2 separate regions of the Homo sapiens genome follow, and region 2 is linked to region 1. Evidence: chromatin loops called from intact Hi-C (ENCODE). Cell type or tissue: A673. All regions are shown on one strand. Each heading gives the region's core, and the rest is flanking DNA. Links, peaks and the distances in the headings are about the cores only.

Region 1 (8,344 bases), core at 13-8,012:
TATACGTTTAATCCCAAAGTGATTTATATCTCCACTTATTTACTAAGCAAACATTTATTAGATACCTTCTATGTACTACTATGCACTGTACTACACTTTAGGAGTATGAATAAGATAAATCTCTGTGTTAGGAAAGATAGTCATGTAAATTACTGATGTATATGGAGTTAAGATGTGGACTTCCATTAATTTTGTGGGGGTTGGGTGGTTATTTTTTTTGAGACAGCATCTCACTCTCACCCAGGCTGGAATGCAGTGGCACAGTCAAAGCTCATTGCAGCCTCAACCTCCCAGCCTCAAGCGATCCTCCTACTTCAGCTTGCTGAGTAGCTGGAACCACAGGCACACACCGCCACACCTTGGCTAATCTTTTTGTTTTTTTTGTAGAGTTGGGGTTTCCCTATGCTGCCTAGGCTCATCTCAGTCACTCCTAGACTCGAGTAGTCTCCTGCCTAGGCCTCCCAAAGTGCTGGGGTGACAGGTGCACACCACCATACCTGGCCTGCAGACTTCATTCTGTAAGGGAACAAAAGTCCTCTTTTCCACAATTCAAATAACCAAAAGTTTGATTAATCTTGAAGCATTGTATATAGTGCATCTATAAATTCTTCAGTGAAGGTCCAAATGAATTTATTTCATCTTAGAAGTTTAGTTCATTATAATTCCAGGAAGGCAAAATTGAAATTGCCATACCTTTGGCTCCTTGCAAATTTAATAGGCTTTCGTAACATTCCCAGAGACTAGACATTGGGCCTTTTTTTTTTTTTTTTCCTTTAGGGAAATGCTTTCCAAACGTTTTTAACTTACAGCTGATTTACAGGCAAATTTTTGGGATATGTGGAAATGAGCTTTACATTTATTGCTGATTTCAAAAGGGAAAGCCCCTGTGCTGTTGTCATAGTCTGGATAATGCCTCAGATTATTAATCATAGGATTATTACCGTTATTTCTGGATTTTCTTCTCTTTCTTGCAGATTTAGAGCTTTATTTTTCATCTGCTACTTTAGGTATTCTTATTGCCTGTGGATTTTATTAAAACACCACAATATTATAAGTTCAAATTCAAAATTGAGGTTAAGAGTTGCTAACTTCACAGAGATAATGAGTCTAGTCAGCCAACTCTTAGCACCAAACCTATGACCCTTATGCTTAAGAAATCAAAAGGAAATGAAGAGTAAAAATAAAGGAAGATGACAAAAATGGGAGGAATTTTAGGTAGGAGAGGGAAAGGAAAAAACTAGTTATTTTGAATTACTGGTAGCCAGAAATGGATTAGTTGTCAGGAGATTTCCTGATTTTCAGATCCAAAATTTATTCCCACAGTAGATGATGATGATGTAATATCAAACAGTTACCAAACTTTATAATAAAATTTAAATAAATCTGGATAAAGACAGCAACAAGAGTTCTTAAAGCATTGCTTTCTATTTTTCTAACTATTACCCCCAAGAGAAAAATAAGTTTTTTGCATTTGTGTTTGAAAAACTATTTAACATTTTGAGAATCTGTTCATTTCGCCTTTTATCAATCATAGGTCAAGTTCAGGTATGTAAAACTTCAGAGTAACTGAAATTTTAATATAGAAATTATATTTTCATACTGTCAGTGGCTCTGAGAAAAACAGGTAATTTGGGTTTTATATCACATTGATAAGTAAGTTTAACACCTTTGATTTGGACTTGATGCAAATAAGATGCAATAGATTTATAAAGCATTAGGTGGTAGTCTTGTTGGTTTGAATGTCTGTTACTCCACAGAAGTGCAACTATAGATAAAATGGCTTTCATATTAAGGGAATAGAGAATCCTTACTAGTGCCAGATTCCAGTTTTGCTGCTTCCTAGCTTTATTACTTTGGGCAAGTTACAAGATCATGACTTGTTCATCCCTGTAACTCAGATTCCTCATCTGTAAAATAAGGTTAGCCTTATTGGGCTTCTATATTAAAAGATATAAATGTTATAAGTACTGGCTATTACTGTTGCTTTCATACTATTTTCCCTCTGAAAGGTTGTACCTGAATGTCACTAAACTTAAAGGAACAATAAACATCTTTTAATGTAAGTGGTAATAAATCCTTAAAATATAGGAGTTACAGATTATACATTCATAAATTTAAAAATTTTTTAATTGCCTTTGATGAGGATGGAGGAAAATAATTTATGATGTCATGTTTTCTCAATGTGCTGTATGTTTTCAATAGATTTTTTTTTCTTTTCTTTACTAGTTATTTATCAGAGAGTCTGATGCTGAAAGAGAACAGAACTTGCCTGTCACAGTTACTAGATATAATGAAAAGTAAGTAAAAGAGAACACTTTACAAAATGTTTCTTCCAATACAAAGCTCCTTTCTAAATAAATCTCTTGGTGTTTAACTAGAAATATAACAGATTTTTGTTTAGATTTCTTTTCATTGAATTACTGTATTATGGAAGCATGAAAGACACATTGGTCTAGAACAAATAGAAGGTATATAGAAGGAAGTAGTGTTCATTTATATAGAACTTATGCAAAGAGTGAAAATAGAGTCAGATTTAGAAAGGATTTAGAGATTGACAACAGGATCCTTTTAAAGAATAAAGAAACATACTAGGCACTGAAAAAGATGTAATGGGAAATAACTTAAGGATAATGTTTAAATTTGGAACTTCTATTTTGTAGATAAATTATTTTTTTAAGAGAAAGGTAGAAGGAGATTTGACACACTCAGAGAAGGCACTGTTAAGACAGCAGAGAAAGAATTAAAGATGCTTGCCTTGAAAATTGGAGTGATGTGGCTGCAAGCCAAAGGAAGCTGGCAGCCATCGGAAGCTGGAACAGGCAAGGAATGGATTCATCCCTGGAGCCTCCAGAGAGAGTATGGCCCTTCTAGCACCTTAATTTTGGCACAGTGAAACATTTCAGACTTTTGGGCTCCAGAACTATGAGAGAATACACTTCCGTTGTTTTAAGCCACCACTTTTGTGATAATTTTAATAGCAATGTCAGGAAACTAATACAGCCCTGCGTAATCAAGACTTATCCAGCCCAAAAAGTCATTAGTGCTGGTGTTGAGAAACCCTGTCATTAGTGCCGGTGTTGAGAGTTGAGTAGAATCTCTACTTTACTTATTGGCTGGATTAGCCAGCATTCTCCATTCTTGACCGTGGCACACTTGGTCATGGCTGCTAAGCTACTCTTTGGGGTTAAAAGTCGATCATGTTTGTTTCCAAACCTTCTTGTGTAAATTGTTCTTGTTAATTAAATGTGTATTGTAATTAAATATTAAACCAGTAGAATATAAGATTGAAATCTTGATTTTCGATGACAGTAAATGGGCATACATTTTATATATTTTGTGTTTTAAAATTTAAGATGCTTCAGGGCATCTATGTATCATTTCCTGATTCTCTGCTCGAAGTGATCCTGAGGGCTTCCTTTGAGAATGATGGCTGTGATTTATGAATTATAAACTGTAGGTCTTTAGTTATACCACTAGGGGGTACACTTTAAAAGCTAATTGTGATTTGACTGTAGCTGTTAGGATCATAGAATTTAGTAGGTAAAGGTCTTATTCCACTGTACTCATTTCATAGCTTAGTTTTATTACTGATTTCTTCTCAATACCTTTATTTTGCTCCACTTGTTTTAAAATGAAATAAAAACAGCTCTTCATAAAACACTCAGAAGTTTAATGCTACTAAGATATTTGTAATTTTTGGAACATAGATACTGTCCTAAGGGTGTTGAGTTACAAGTATTAATTCAGTTAAAAATACTGCTTTGTTTGCATTATGAAATAGGTCAGTAGTGTAGTCATTTGGATCACATGGCTGGCTAATAGTAATAATAAGCCCATTGGATCTCTCATCATTCCCCTAATCTTGAAATTTGTATTCTTTGGTTTATTATAGTTGAATAACAAGATCAGCTAGAGGATGTTTTTGCAATTATAAAGTTACTGATACAGTAGTTTGCTTTTAACCTAAAGTGGACATTTTTGTATAGGGTTTGCGTTTTGTTAAAGCAAAGGATTATTAACAAATTTTTACTGAGCATCCTCCCTTTATTGCATGTTGTGTAATAACAGTTTCCTTTGAAAACAGGAAGTATATGCTTGGCCCACTGTCTATGGAATAGAATACTACGAAGATGGTTGGTGATAGAGAACAAAACATGTTCACTAAATCATTTAGGGATTTTTTTTTTAAGTCTTAAAACTGAACAAGAAGTGACCCCAGTAGGATTTGCCAAAAATTAATGCTAGATTATAGTGTGCTTTATGCTGTATATGATATGGGCTAAACAGCAGAGAGCCATAATTACTTGAACTAAACATACAGTGCTTATTGGATTTTAATGTAGAATGAAATGCAGAATGATGCAAATCCTGAGAATAACCATGTCATTTGAAGAGTGTTGTTTCCTATGACAAAATGGAAAAGTAACCAGCTCCCTTACTATGAGAAGGAGGTTTGCTTATTCAGTTTAAATTCTTTTTTTGTATCCACATAGGCATGAGAAACTTAGTAAAGAAGTATGAACCACCCAGATCTGAAGAAGTTGCTGTTCTGAAACAGAAGTTGGAGCGATGTCATTCTGCTGAGCTTGCACTTAACGTAATCACGTAAGTTAATGTGACAGTGTTAATCAATAGACATAACTGTTATCCAGTCCAGCTGGTTCGTAAATCATTTTATTGGTGTTTGCTCATTAGAGGAAAGCTGACTGATCCATAAAATCAGATTTTCTTTATTGAATGGACATTTCTAATGAGATTAAGGTAATAGTTCGGCATTCACTGTGCAGTTCTGATCCTGCTGTGACTCATATGTTCTTTGGCTTGCAGGCCCTGTCCTGTTCTGTTACTTCTCATGGGATTTCAGGGGTCAGGGTCTTCCTAAGGAATCCTTTTACCTTTTCCTGTCCTTTTAATCTTTTGTCTCTTTGAAGTTGTGATATCTGGTCTGAGGAACAAATATGCTCTTCCAGACTTCTGTTAGCTAGAGTAGAGAAAGTTGGCATACTTCTTTTTTTTTTTTTTCTTTGAGATGGAGTCTCGCTCTATTGCCCAGACTGGAGTGCAGTGGCGCGATCTCAGCTCACTGCAAGCTCTGCCTTCCAGGTTCAGGTCATTCTCCTGCCTCAGCCTCCTGAGTAGCTGGGACTACAGGCGCCCTCCACCACGCCCAGCTAATTTTTTGTATTTTTAGTAGAGACGGGGTTTCATCGTGTTAGCCAGGATGGTCTCAATCTCCTGACCTCATGATCCGCCCACCTTGGCCTCCCGGCATACTTCTTTCAGTGACAAACTTTATAGTGACCACAAAGCCAATAGGAAAAGAGGCCATGTAATTTCTTCTTGTGGCTAGCCATAAGAACACCTTTAATGTCTCTTAATTGATTTGTAAGCTGAATGTGAAAATCACCATAAAATTGGCAATTTGTGCTTTGCAAATTGAAAGATCCACTGAAACTTTCTTTTTTAGGTGTTTAAGCAGTTGGGAATTTGGACAGGTACTAGGATTAATGAAACTGCCATTTTCTATTTCCTGTGGGATGCATTTTGTTACTTAAAGTTATACCTTATTTGTTAAAATTTAATGGGAGTTATCTGTGGCATCTTATATTTAAGATGTATTTGAGGTATTATTTCTGTAATTGGTGAATATGTGCTGCTGGATAACTATGAAAAGCCAGAACAGCAATTCCAAGGCCTTTATGTCAAATACACATGACTCAAATTCCTTACCTATACAGTTGTAGTTGGGGAATATCTACGGACTTAGGAAGTGTGCAGAATATGAGGTTGTTTTATTATAGTTATAGGTATAACGACAAAGCATGTTTTAGCATAGAACTTGAAATTGGTGGATTTCATTCACTCCTCGGTTTCAGTGGTAACAGGAATTTTTCAGAGTGGTTACAGAGAAGTAATGTTGACTTTAATGAATAAAAGTATTGCAGCACTGATTATGTCCTTTTTGCATTGATTTTGAAATGGGATTAGACCAGGGGTTGGCAAACTGTTACCTACCAGGCATATCCAGCCCATTAGCGTTTTTAGAACACAGTTTCTTGGAATGTAGCACACCTATTCGTTTATATATCACCTATGGCTATTTTCATGATACAGCAGAAAAGTTAGGTAGTTGCAACAGAAACTGGTTATAGGGCCTGCAAGGCCGAAAATATTTACTGTCTCTTTAAAGAAAAAGTTTATCCACCCCTGGATTAGACCACTGAACTACTAATCCTACCCTTTCTAGCTAAGTAACTGAATGGACCATAATCCAAAATTCTTAACTGCCATAGCTTACATTGTATTCCAGATTGCCATCTGCCTTGTACTGGGCCAAATTCTGAATATCTATGAGTACTTGAGGGGTGCTTCTCAAACTGCGAAGGACTTTTTTAAAAAAAAATCACTAGATGTATACTTTTGTAAAATTCAATAAAAAATGAATTACTAGAAAAGTGAAGACAAAAACATAAGCTCAAGTTTTATTAGATTCAGCAGTCATAAAATTATTATATCAAATTGCTATTAAAAATTTCTAGGGCCGGGCACAGTGGCTCATGCCTGTAATCTCAGCAGTTTGGGAGGCTAAGGCGGGCGGATCACCTGAGGTCGGGAGTTCGAGACCAGCCTGGCCAACATGGCGAAACCCCGTCTCTACTAAAAATACAATAATCAGCTGGACGTGGTGGTGGGTGCCTGTAATCCCAGCTACTTGTAAGACTGAGGCAGGGAGAACTGCTTGAACCCTGGAGGGGTCACAGTGAGCCAAGATCACGCCATTGCACTCCAGCCTGGGCAACAGAGCAAGACTCTGTCTCAAAAAAAAAAACAAAAAAAAAATTATGAAACACAATTCCTGTACTTAACTCACTGCAAACTGGAAACTGTTCATGGACCAGCTCTGGTACTTGCTACCATGAGTAGTGCTACTTTAGGACTAAATATTTGTTTTCCTTGATCTTCAAAATTATTTTACCTTTAGTTTTCATGACACAAAAACTGTTTTGTCATTGTCAGTCAATACAAGTGAAACCAAAGTTCCCTTTGATCAAAACCCAAATCTGTCATGACCTCAGAAGTTACTTAGCAGTTGTTTACCTTTGCCAGCCTTTTCTCTGCACGTATATCCATATATTTATGAAATAAGCAGCGTTTTTTTCTTCTTTGCATTTTTCATACATATTGTACAATGGGTGATTATCAATGCTTAGCTTTTGCTAGTCTGGGTGAAAAAGTATCACATTGGTATTTTAATTTGCATTTTCTTGATTATGGGACATTGAACTTTCCATACTTAACAGTCACTTATATTTCATCTGTATTGCTTATTTATCCCCTTTGCCCAATTTTCTGGCTTTTTTGTTTGTTTGTTTGTTTTTGAGATGGAGTCTTGCTGTGTCACCCAGGCTTGAGTGCAGTGGCGTGATCTCACTGCAACCTCTGCCTCCCGGGTTCAAGCAGTTCTCCTGCCTCAGCCTTCCAAGTAGCTGGGACGACAGGTGCATGCCAACATGCCCAGCTAATTTTTTTTTGTATTTTTAGTAGAGACGGGATTTTACCGTGTTAGCCAAGGATGGTCTCAAGCTCCTGACGTCGTGATCCGCCCGCCTCAGCCTCCCAAAGTGCTGGGATTACAGGCGTGAGCCACTGCACCTGGCCACATTTTTGTGGTTTGTAGTGCTTTATAGATTCTATATACAGTCATCCTTCAGTATCCATGGGGGATTGGTTTCAGGACTTTCTGCTCATAACCACAATCCACAGATGCCCTAATACAAAATGGCGTATTTGCATATAACCTATACACATCCTCCCATATACTTTAAATCATCTCTAGATTACTTATAATACCTAAATACAATGTAAATGTTATGTAAATAGTTATACTGTATTCTTGAGGGAATAATAAGAAAAAATTCTGTACATGTTCAGTACAGATAGAATTTTTTTCCTTATTTTCAATCCGCAGTTGGTTTAGTCCACAGATGTGGAACCCACAGGATACAGAAGGCTGATTGTACTTATTTATATATGATATATTATTTATATATGATATATTCTATTGTTTTTCACAACTTTTTTCCAAATACTAATTTTTGCCCCAGCTCCCACACCCCGCTTTTTTGAGAAAAAGTCTTCTCTCTGTCATCCAGGTGTGATGGAGTGCAGTGGCTTGATCTTGGCTCACTGCACCCTCTGCCTTCTGGGCTCAAGTGATCTTCCTACCTGAGCCTCTCAGCAGCTGGGACTACAGGTGCTCAACCACATTGGTTAATTTTTTAATTTTTTTGTAGAGACGAGGTTTCGCCACATTGCTCAGGCTGGCCTCAAACTCTTGGGCTCA
Region 2 (8,344 bases), core at 67-8,066, 330 kb after region 1:
AGTCGAAATTCTGGGGCAGAGAACTACCTTTTGTTGTTCATATGTGTTTGTCTTTAATAATGTTCCCCAGTATCTTATGTTAATGAGGAACATTAATGCTTTGACATCGTTTCACGGTGCCACTTCAGGGAATCACTCTTGCTTATTCTAAGGAGGATTTGGAGCTGTACCGAGCTAAAAGTCTGAATTTGGAGATGATAGTGGTGACCTTATAGGCAATATCAGGTACAGATGGAGCTTTAATAGTGAAAAAGTAGACTGCTCAGAGTAAGTATGGAGGATCATACTTCTGCATACACTGAATGTAGTTGTTTCTTTTCCACACAAGCACTCTCTACAAGAGAGGTTTCTTTAGAAAGAATTGGACCTGATGGAGGGTCATTCTATCAGAATGAATTTTTTAGGTTTCTTCCTTACAGTTAACATCTCTGAAAGGTACGGATACAAGTTATCTACAGGGTAACACCTGTAGATATGATGCAACAGGCTTATGCCATTGGAGAGTGAATAGTCAACCTTCTGAAAACAGTGTACACCACCGGAAGGGCAAGAAAAAAAACTGTGAGTAACCAGTGAGTCTGGGTGCCTTGATTGGGGTCACTTTCAAATAGTGATTTTTTTATTTTTGCTTTGTCACCACATGGTTTGCATGTGTTGAAGGACAGTGTTATCCAGTAGGATTTGTCTTAGGTTTTTTTTTTTTTTTTTTTTTTTTTTGAGACCGAGTCTCGCACTGTCACCCAGGCTGGAGTGCAGTGGCACGACCTCGGCTCACTGCAACCTCCACCTCCCAGGTTCAAGCAATTCTCCTGCCTCAACCTCCTGAGTAGCTGGGACTACAGGTGCCCGCCACCACGCCTGGCTAATTTTTTGTGTTTTGAGTAGAGACAGGGTTTCACCATGTTAGCCAGGATGGTCTTGATCTCTTGACCTCGTGATCCGCCTGCCTCGGCCTCCCAAAGTGTTGGGATTACAGGCATGAGCCACTGCACCTGACCTTGTCTTAGGTTTTCTAGTGGAGGCTTGAGCCAAAGAAATTTTCATGCTGTACAGAAAGTCAACCTATTTCTTAACCATTTTAAAAAATGACACAAGGGTTAGATTTTTGAGGGGAGGGATCAGTTAAGCACATTGTATTTGCCTTTTCATCAATTTTAATGTTTTTCACTAGCGTAAAATACACAACTGCAGTTACTCATATTCATCCTGGAACTGCAGAGGACACAGAGATTTTGTGACCAAGGCAGTCATGGACAGGTTGCTATCTTACACTATACAAATGCTGTCTTACTTCCATTGCCAGTTATGAACTGCATATAAAGTTTGCACATAATTACTAAGGCTGAATAAAGGATCACTACTATTATTACTGTTGCAGATGTTGGTGCCATCTTCTAGAATATCGGAAGTTTTATGTGAAGTTAGGTATAATCTTTTGGTAGGGTACTGCTTTCATATCATTATTGGACTGAAAATGACTATCCTCTAGATTCATTAATGTGCTTAGTCTAATTTCCTAATTCGCCACCATCAGAAATGTAAATCAAAGCTCCAGAAGTATGGCTTTTCAAAATATGAATTTATTTTGTAGAAGAAAACTTATATTGTATGTTTGTTGGCAAAGTAGAGAGCATGTTCTTGTCTTCCATGAAGGCTAATGGCATTTTCAACTGTTAGATCAAGCTTTTCTGGTAAGAAATTTTACTGCTGCTAGTGTAATAATTCACCTATTTTATATAATTTTAAAATATTTTAAGGTTATTATAGATGTTTATCCTTCCAAAGCATAACCAGATTGCAACATGGATATTGTATTTTAGTTTTTGGCTGTTTTAAAGCATCCAGGTGAGATAATAAAAGATGGGAAAAATGTTCACTATAAATTTACTTTGAAAAATATACCAATATAACATGTGGACATTTTTGTATGATATATGTGTGTGTGTGTGTGTGTGTGTGTGTGCGCGCGCGCGTGTATGTGTGTGTGTGTAGAAAGAGACAGAGAGAGAATATTAAATATGTTACGTATATTGCATTACCTCACACAAATGCACACAATTAAATTCCTACTGCAAAATGTAGAGACTAGGCCGGGCACCCTGGCTCATGACTGTAATCTCAACACTTTGGGAGGCCAAGGAGGGTGGATTACTAGATCAGGAGTTCAAGACCAGCCTGGCCAAGATGGTGAAACCCCGTCTCTACTAAAAATACAAAAATTAGCTGGGCGTGGTCATTGGCGCCTGTAATCCCAGCTACTCGGGAGGCTGAGGCAGAGAATTGCTTGAACTCGCGAGGCGGAGTTTGCAGTGAGCCAAGATCACACCACTGCACTCCAGTCTGGGCGACAGAGTGAGAAATATGTCTCAAAAAAAATAATAAAAATAAAAAATTATAGAGACTAGCCTGGCCTGTATAGTATTAAGAAAAGATCAACAGAATTTATTCAGAGCCCTCTATCACAATGATGATCGTTTTCATTATATGAGCCATTGTCGCTGTATACTAAAAGTAATATACTCAATATACGCAAACATTTTAGTCCCCAATTAAATATGTCTCTGAGGCAACATACTATTATTATACAGTATTTCATATTATCTGAACTTCATGATAAACATGTTTGAGATAATGATCTCGATCTCTGTTTTAACAATTTAGGAATGGAAGGAAAATGCCCAGAAATGCTGACGTTAATAGTTATTCTTAGAATTGTTGAAGTCTGACTTGATGACTTTGAATGCCAAGTTGAATGCAGGTTTTGAGACAACTTTACATTATGCTCTCCTCAAAGGATGATGTGGTAATTCCATTTCTCAAAGTAGCTACTAAACTTCCCAGGTGAAACAAATAAATTGAAAGGACTTCCACACATAGTGAGGTGCCAGTAGATCCACACGGTGCATACCAGACAGTTCCACATTTTTCACACAAGGAGTAAGCAGTCTCTAGCCCCTTTGTTTTTCATATATAAATTGACTAATTTTAAATTGATAAGAATATAAAATTAGATAATAAAGTGCAAAATTTTGAAGAGTTAAAGTGTAATATAAGATGAGCTCCTAGTTTTTGAAAAAGGTATTTATGGTCCAGGTGTGATGGCTCACACTTGTAATCCCAGCCCTTTGGGAGGCTGAGGTTGGTAGATAACTTGAGCCCGGAAGTTCGACCAGCCTGGGCAACACGGAGAAACCATGTCTCTACAAAAAAAACCAAAAATTAGCTGGATGGTTATGCATGCCTGTAGTACCAGCTACTCAGGAGGCTGAGGAAGGAGGACCATCTGAGCCTGGGAGGCAGAGGCTACAATGAGCCGTAATTGTGCCACTGCACCCCAGCCTGGGCGATGGAGTGAGAGACCCTGTCTCAAAAAGAAAAAAAAAAAAAAAGAAAAAAAAAGAAATGTTTAAACAGTGTGAATTCAATCTTCAAATAAAACTTAGAAGTCATTATTTCAGTTGGCTTCTGGTATCAGTTCAGTATTTTCAATAAGAAAGTTATTCAAAAGCAAAATGACACATGGTAGCTAAAACATAAAAATATATATTTTTTCAAAATGATGTTTTACAGCTAGAAAATAATACATAGTAAGCTTAAGTTTTTCAAAATAACTTCTCTTTCAAATTGGGCCCTTCAGAAACACTGATGGCTCATTAATTTCTCAAAAATTTAAAAAATAATTTCAGAAAAATATTTACCTGAAATACATCAGTAGGCATAGGGCCAGGGTTAGCTGATTTAGTTCCATAATTGAACAAATATTTATAACTGGCTCTTTGAAGGGGAAATTTTCTTATAGAAACATCTTTGTGTTTGAGAGTATGAATTCTGGAGCGGACTCTGTAGGTTCAAGTCCTACCTCTGCCATTTGCCAGCTGTGCCACCTGGGGCAAGCTATAGACTTGTTTGTGCCTCAGTTTACTCATCTTAAATATGGGGATAAAAAGGTCTTACCTCAAGTGGTTATTAGGAGTTTGAAATGAGGTTATATATATAAAATACTTAGAACAACCCCTGGTGCATAGGGAGTTTTGCATAAGGGTTACCTGTTACTACTATTAAAGCACACGGGTTGCAAACTAGCTACCCTCAGGCTGTGAACAACTTTTAAAAAACATTTAAATATCAAGAATATATGAGATATAGATTTTTAACTTCTCTTCATGAATAAAAAATATCTGACCATATGGTAGCAGGGTTAGTGGTCATAACCCTTTCCCATTCCTGGGCCTGTTTCTCTTGTTCTGCCCAAAGTTGACATCCATCCTTGCAGCCCTGGGTGGAGCCACAGACCTTTCAAGGCCAAAAACCTTTATGGAGCAGGACCTGTGCTGAGGGAGACACCAGGAGTTTGGCATTCCTGCTCTTCCCTCACCTGCTGAAATTAAATAGTTAAAAAAAAGTGTAAAAATGCCAAAGTTTAAGGAAAAGTCAATAAAGACTAAATGGCATTACTTCCACAGGATCTGTAGTAAAATGTCTTGAGAATGTCCCTTTCCTTTTTTCCCTTTATAGTAAGTTTTTCAGCTCATTGAGTTTCAACTGTCTTCGCCTTTGGCCCCATCCTGTGGTCATTCCTTCTTGTACACCAAGTATGTGCTTCTATGAGAACAATATTTAGTTCTTCAACTTTAAGAGTTAGTTTCAGGTGAACTAACGAACACAAGAATGTTCCCCAGTGACATCCCTCCCCACCCCTCTATCCGTTTTGAATGCTCCCTTTGTTTCTCTACCTTTGCTGTGCTTAATTACAGTGACAGTTATTTTTTTCAGGTTCTTTTTCCACAGACAAGAATCATAAGCCAGCTAGTCCAACAGAAAAAGAATAACTATAAAAATAAGTCCTCTCTGGGAAATGAATCTTTTTGATGTTGAAGTATTTCATTTTCACACCATTACAAATGTTGTTTTAGCCCATGATACACTGAACATCTAGATTCTATAATGATAAGCACATCATTCATTGATCTGACATCATTTAATTTACCTGAACAAATAAGACAATTTTCAGGCACCTTTCTTGTCATCTGATATAATGGAAGAAATAGTTCTAATACTTGTGGTTACATATGCATTAACACCCTGATGTTAAGGTGATAACAAAATTCTCAAATTTGTCTAACCTTATTCTGTGCGTTTCTTTATTATATATGTATTATAAGATCTTAACAGAGACAGGATTTTCCTTTAAATCTGTGACAAAATGTCACTCAGCCTTATAAGGCTGACTCATTTTAAAACTTGCTTTAGAAATGTGTTACAGTGTTATGTGTTAAATTACAGATTTGGAAGATATCCTTTATGGTTTTTCTGAATTGCAAAAAATAGATGTGATAATAAAATGTTATGCATTTCATTATATTCTGCTTCATGTTGTCGGTTGATCATTTAGTGGTAAAGTTGTTTTCTTCCCTTTATATGTGATCTTCAGACTAATTTGAAGTTGATATTTTTGTATTGCATGGAATATCTTCACTGCTTCAGCTTACCATAAATTGTTTCATCCCTTTATAGTATCCTTTAGAAAAAACATTTTGAATTTATAATTCCTGTCCTGAAACATCATAGGAAACTTAATTTGTTTTGACACATAAAAATAGCATCATACTAGAACTTTAATCAGAAGACCACCTCTCCACTGAATCTCTACAATTTTTCAAACTCTGAGACAGGGAGAAAGATAGCCAAAGGTATCACCTTTATTGTTTGGCTTCTATTTTTTGAACTAAATTAATATTATTGAGTTTAGTTGTTTTAAAATAAATTAATTTTTAAATTAAATCAGTTGAATAGGCAATACAATGTTTCAGATTTTTTTTTTTTTTGAGACAGAGTCTCACTCTGTTGCCCAGGTTGGAGTGCAGTGGCATGATCTCGACTCACTGCAAGCTCTGCCTCCTGGGTTCAGGCCATTCTCCTGCCTCAGTCTCCCAAGTAGCTGGGACTACAGGCGCCCACCACCACGCCTGGCTAATGTTTTGTATTTTCAGTAGAGATGGAGTTTCACCGTGTTAGCCAGGATGGTCTTGATCTTGTGACCTCATGATCCGCCTGCCTCGGCCTCCCAAAGTGCTGGGATTACAGGTGTGAGCCACCACACCCGGCCTAAAAAATTTTTAAAAATGTAAATATGTGTAGTCTGCAAAGCCTCCCTTTCCTCATTATATTTTTCCTCATTTACCTCCTGTCCCTTTTTCACACATTGGTAACCACTGTAATTAGCTCATTTTGAGTTCTCCAAGAGTTTCTTCAGGCAAATACAAACCAATAAATGATATATTCTTTCCCTGCCTAGCACAAAACTCTGTCTCCTACCCATTTGTTCCACAAGTTGCTTTGTTAAATTAACAATACAGGTCCCATATACAATATTATTATTAACTAGAGCCATCATGCTGTATAGTAGGCCTTTAGAATTTATTCATCCTATACAACTGGAACTTTGTGCCCCTTGACAAGGGCCTCCCCATTCCCCCCACTTCTCCATCCCTGGTAACCACCATTCAACTCTCTGTTTCTATAAATTCAACTTTTTAAGATTCCACCTATAAGTGAGATCATGCAGCATTTTTTTGTGTGGGCTTATTTCACTTAGCGTAATATTCCACAGGTTCATCCACGTTGTTGCAAATGGCAGGCTATCCTTCTTTTTTAAGGCTGAATAATATTCCACGTGTGTGTGTGTATAATAATTTATTCATATCTTGGTAATCGTGAATAATGCTGCAGTGCACAACATAATAGTTAATACTGTATTGTACACTTGAAATTTGCTAACAGAGTAGATCTTAAGTGTTCTTACCACTCTCCCACACACAGAGAAAAGACAACTATACTAAAAGATGGATATATTAATTAGCTTGACTGTAGTAATCAGCTCAGTATGTATATCAAAACACCACATTGTACATCTTAATTTTCATTAAAAAACCCCAAACAAAAAACATACAATGCATTTCACAGATCTTTATGTATCAGTATATGGAAAGCTTCCTCTTTCTTTTTTTACAGCAGCGTCGGATGCTGTTGTACAGATATAATTTTTCTAATCGGATCCCTGTTGATAATTTAAAATAGTCCAGTTTTTTGCTCTCACAGTGCTGCAATGCATATTGTTTATTTTCATATATGTAAGTTTAATATACATTGTCAGAAATAGAACTGCTGAATAAACAGTTGTATATATTTGTAATTTAGAAAAAGTTTTCAAATTGCCTTCCATAGGCCTCGTGCCAATTTATATTCTCATCAGCAATAACTGAAAGTATCTGTTTTTCCATTGCCTTGTCAATGGGCTGTTGTCAAAATTTAAGGGTTTTTGTTAATCTGTTAGGTGAAACATAGCTTATTCTAAATTAGTATTTCTTCTATTATCCAATTAAAGTTTTTTGTATTTCATTTTCTATCAACAGTTCTATCATTATCAACTGATAATGTATTTTGACAGTTGTCTTTTGTGTTGCTATATATTCTTGTGGCTTTCCAGTATTGTTTTTATATTATAAAGATTGGGGCTGGGAAAGGTGGCTCACGCCTGTAATCCCAGCCCTTTGGGAGGCTGAGGCTGGTGGATGACCTAAGGTCAGGAGTTCGAGATCAGCCTGGCCAACATGGTGAAATCCTGTCTCTACTAAAAATACAGAAATCAGCCAGGTGTGGTAGCGCCTATAATCCCAGCTACTTAGGAGGTTGAGACAGGAGAATGGCTTGAACAGCTACAGTGAGCTAACATCGCACCAGCCTGGGCAACAAGAGGGAAACTCTGTCTCAAAAAAAAAAAAAAAAAAAAAAAAAGATTGGCCTGTGATATACATTACAGATATTATCCTTAGTTTGTCATTTGCCTTTTATTTTTCTTATGTGCTTTGCTATACTATAGGAATCAAATATATACTATAAAAATTAAATATTTTCTTTTCCTTTCTCTTTCTCCTCTCTGTTTTCTTCTCCTTCTTTGTAGACAATATAGAACATCTTTCTGACCTTGAGGTCAGGAAGTCCTCCTCGACAAGACACAAAAAAGAAAAATCACAAAGGAAAAGAATGACAACTTGACTCCATCAAAATTAAAAACAGGTGCACATCAGAATATACCATATATACAATTAAAAGATAAGTAATGATATAGAAGAAACTAATTGCCTCACACAAAGCAAACTTGGACTGCTTTCTAGAAAGTAAAAAGGAATCCTAAAATAATCAATATGAAAAAGACAAACAACCAAATAAAACAAAATAAAAAAGCAGACAAAGATTCAAACAGGCAAATTCACAAAAGAGGGAATTCAAATGGTCAATAAACACATTAAAATATATTTAAACTGCAGTAACCAGAGAATAGCAA

Evidence for each region. Peaks named below come from ENCODE experiments on the same cell type or tissue, not always from the same donor. Only the 100,000 strongest peaks of a DNase experiment are listed, where the experiment ranks them.
Region 2: a loop joins it to region 1, with 6 times the contacts of the local background. A loop is called at or near these places in 50 of 110 quality-filtered maps.

The regions. Positions count from the first base shown.
Region 1 is chr5:87,395,655-87,403,998 of GRCh38, reverse strand. It overlaps CCNH (cyclin H), which reads left to right. Exons shown (of 9, transcript NM_001239.4): 6 at 2,227-2,297; 7 at 4,494-4,605. Among named protein-coding and RNA genes, the nearest start is that of CCNH, 13 kb to the left of the region's middle. In A673, for the core only: a CTCF peak has its summit at 3,462 (motif pointing right); a DNase peak (open chromatin) is centred at 3,488; H3K27ac peaks cover 940 bases.
Region 2 is chr5:87,066,397-87,074,740 of GRCh38, reverse strand. All of the region lies in intron 1 of MIR4280HG (MIR4280 host gene), which reads left to right. LOC105379065 (a long non-coding RNA gene) reads left to right here. Exons shown (of 3, transcript XR_948540.3): 2 at 420-561; 3 at 7,961-8,240. Among named protein-coding and RNA genes, the nearest start is that of MIR4280, 44 kb to the left of the region's middle. In A673, for the core only: a CTCF peak has its summit at 4,574 (motif pointing left); a DNase peak (open chromatin) is centred at 4,550.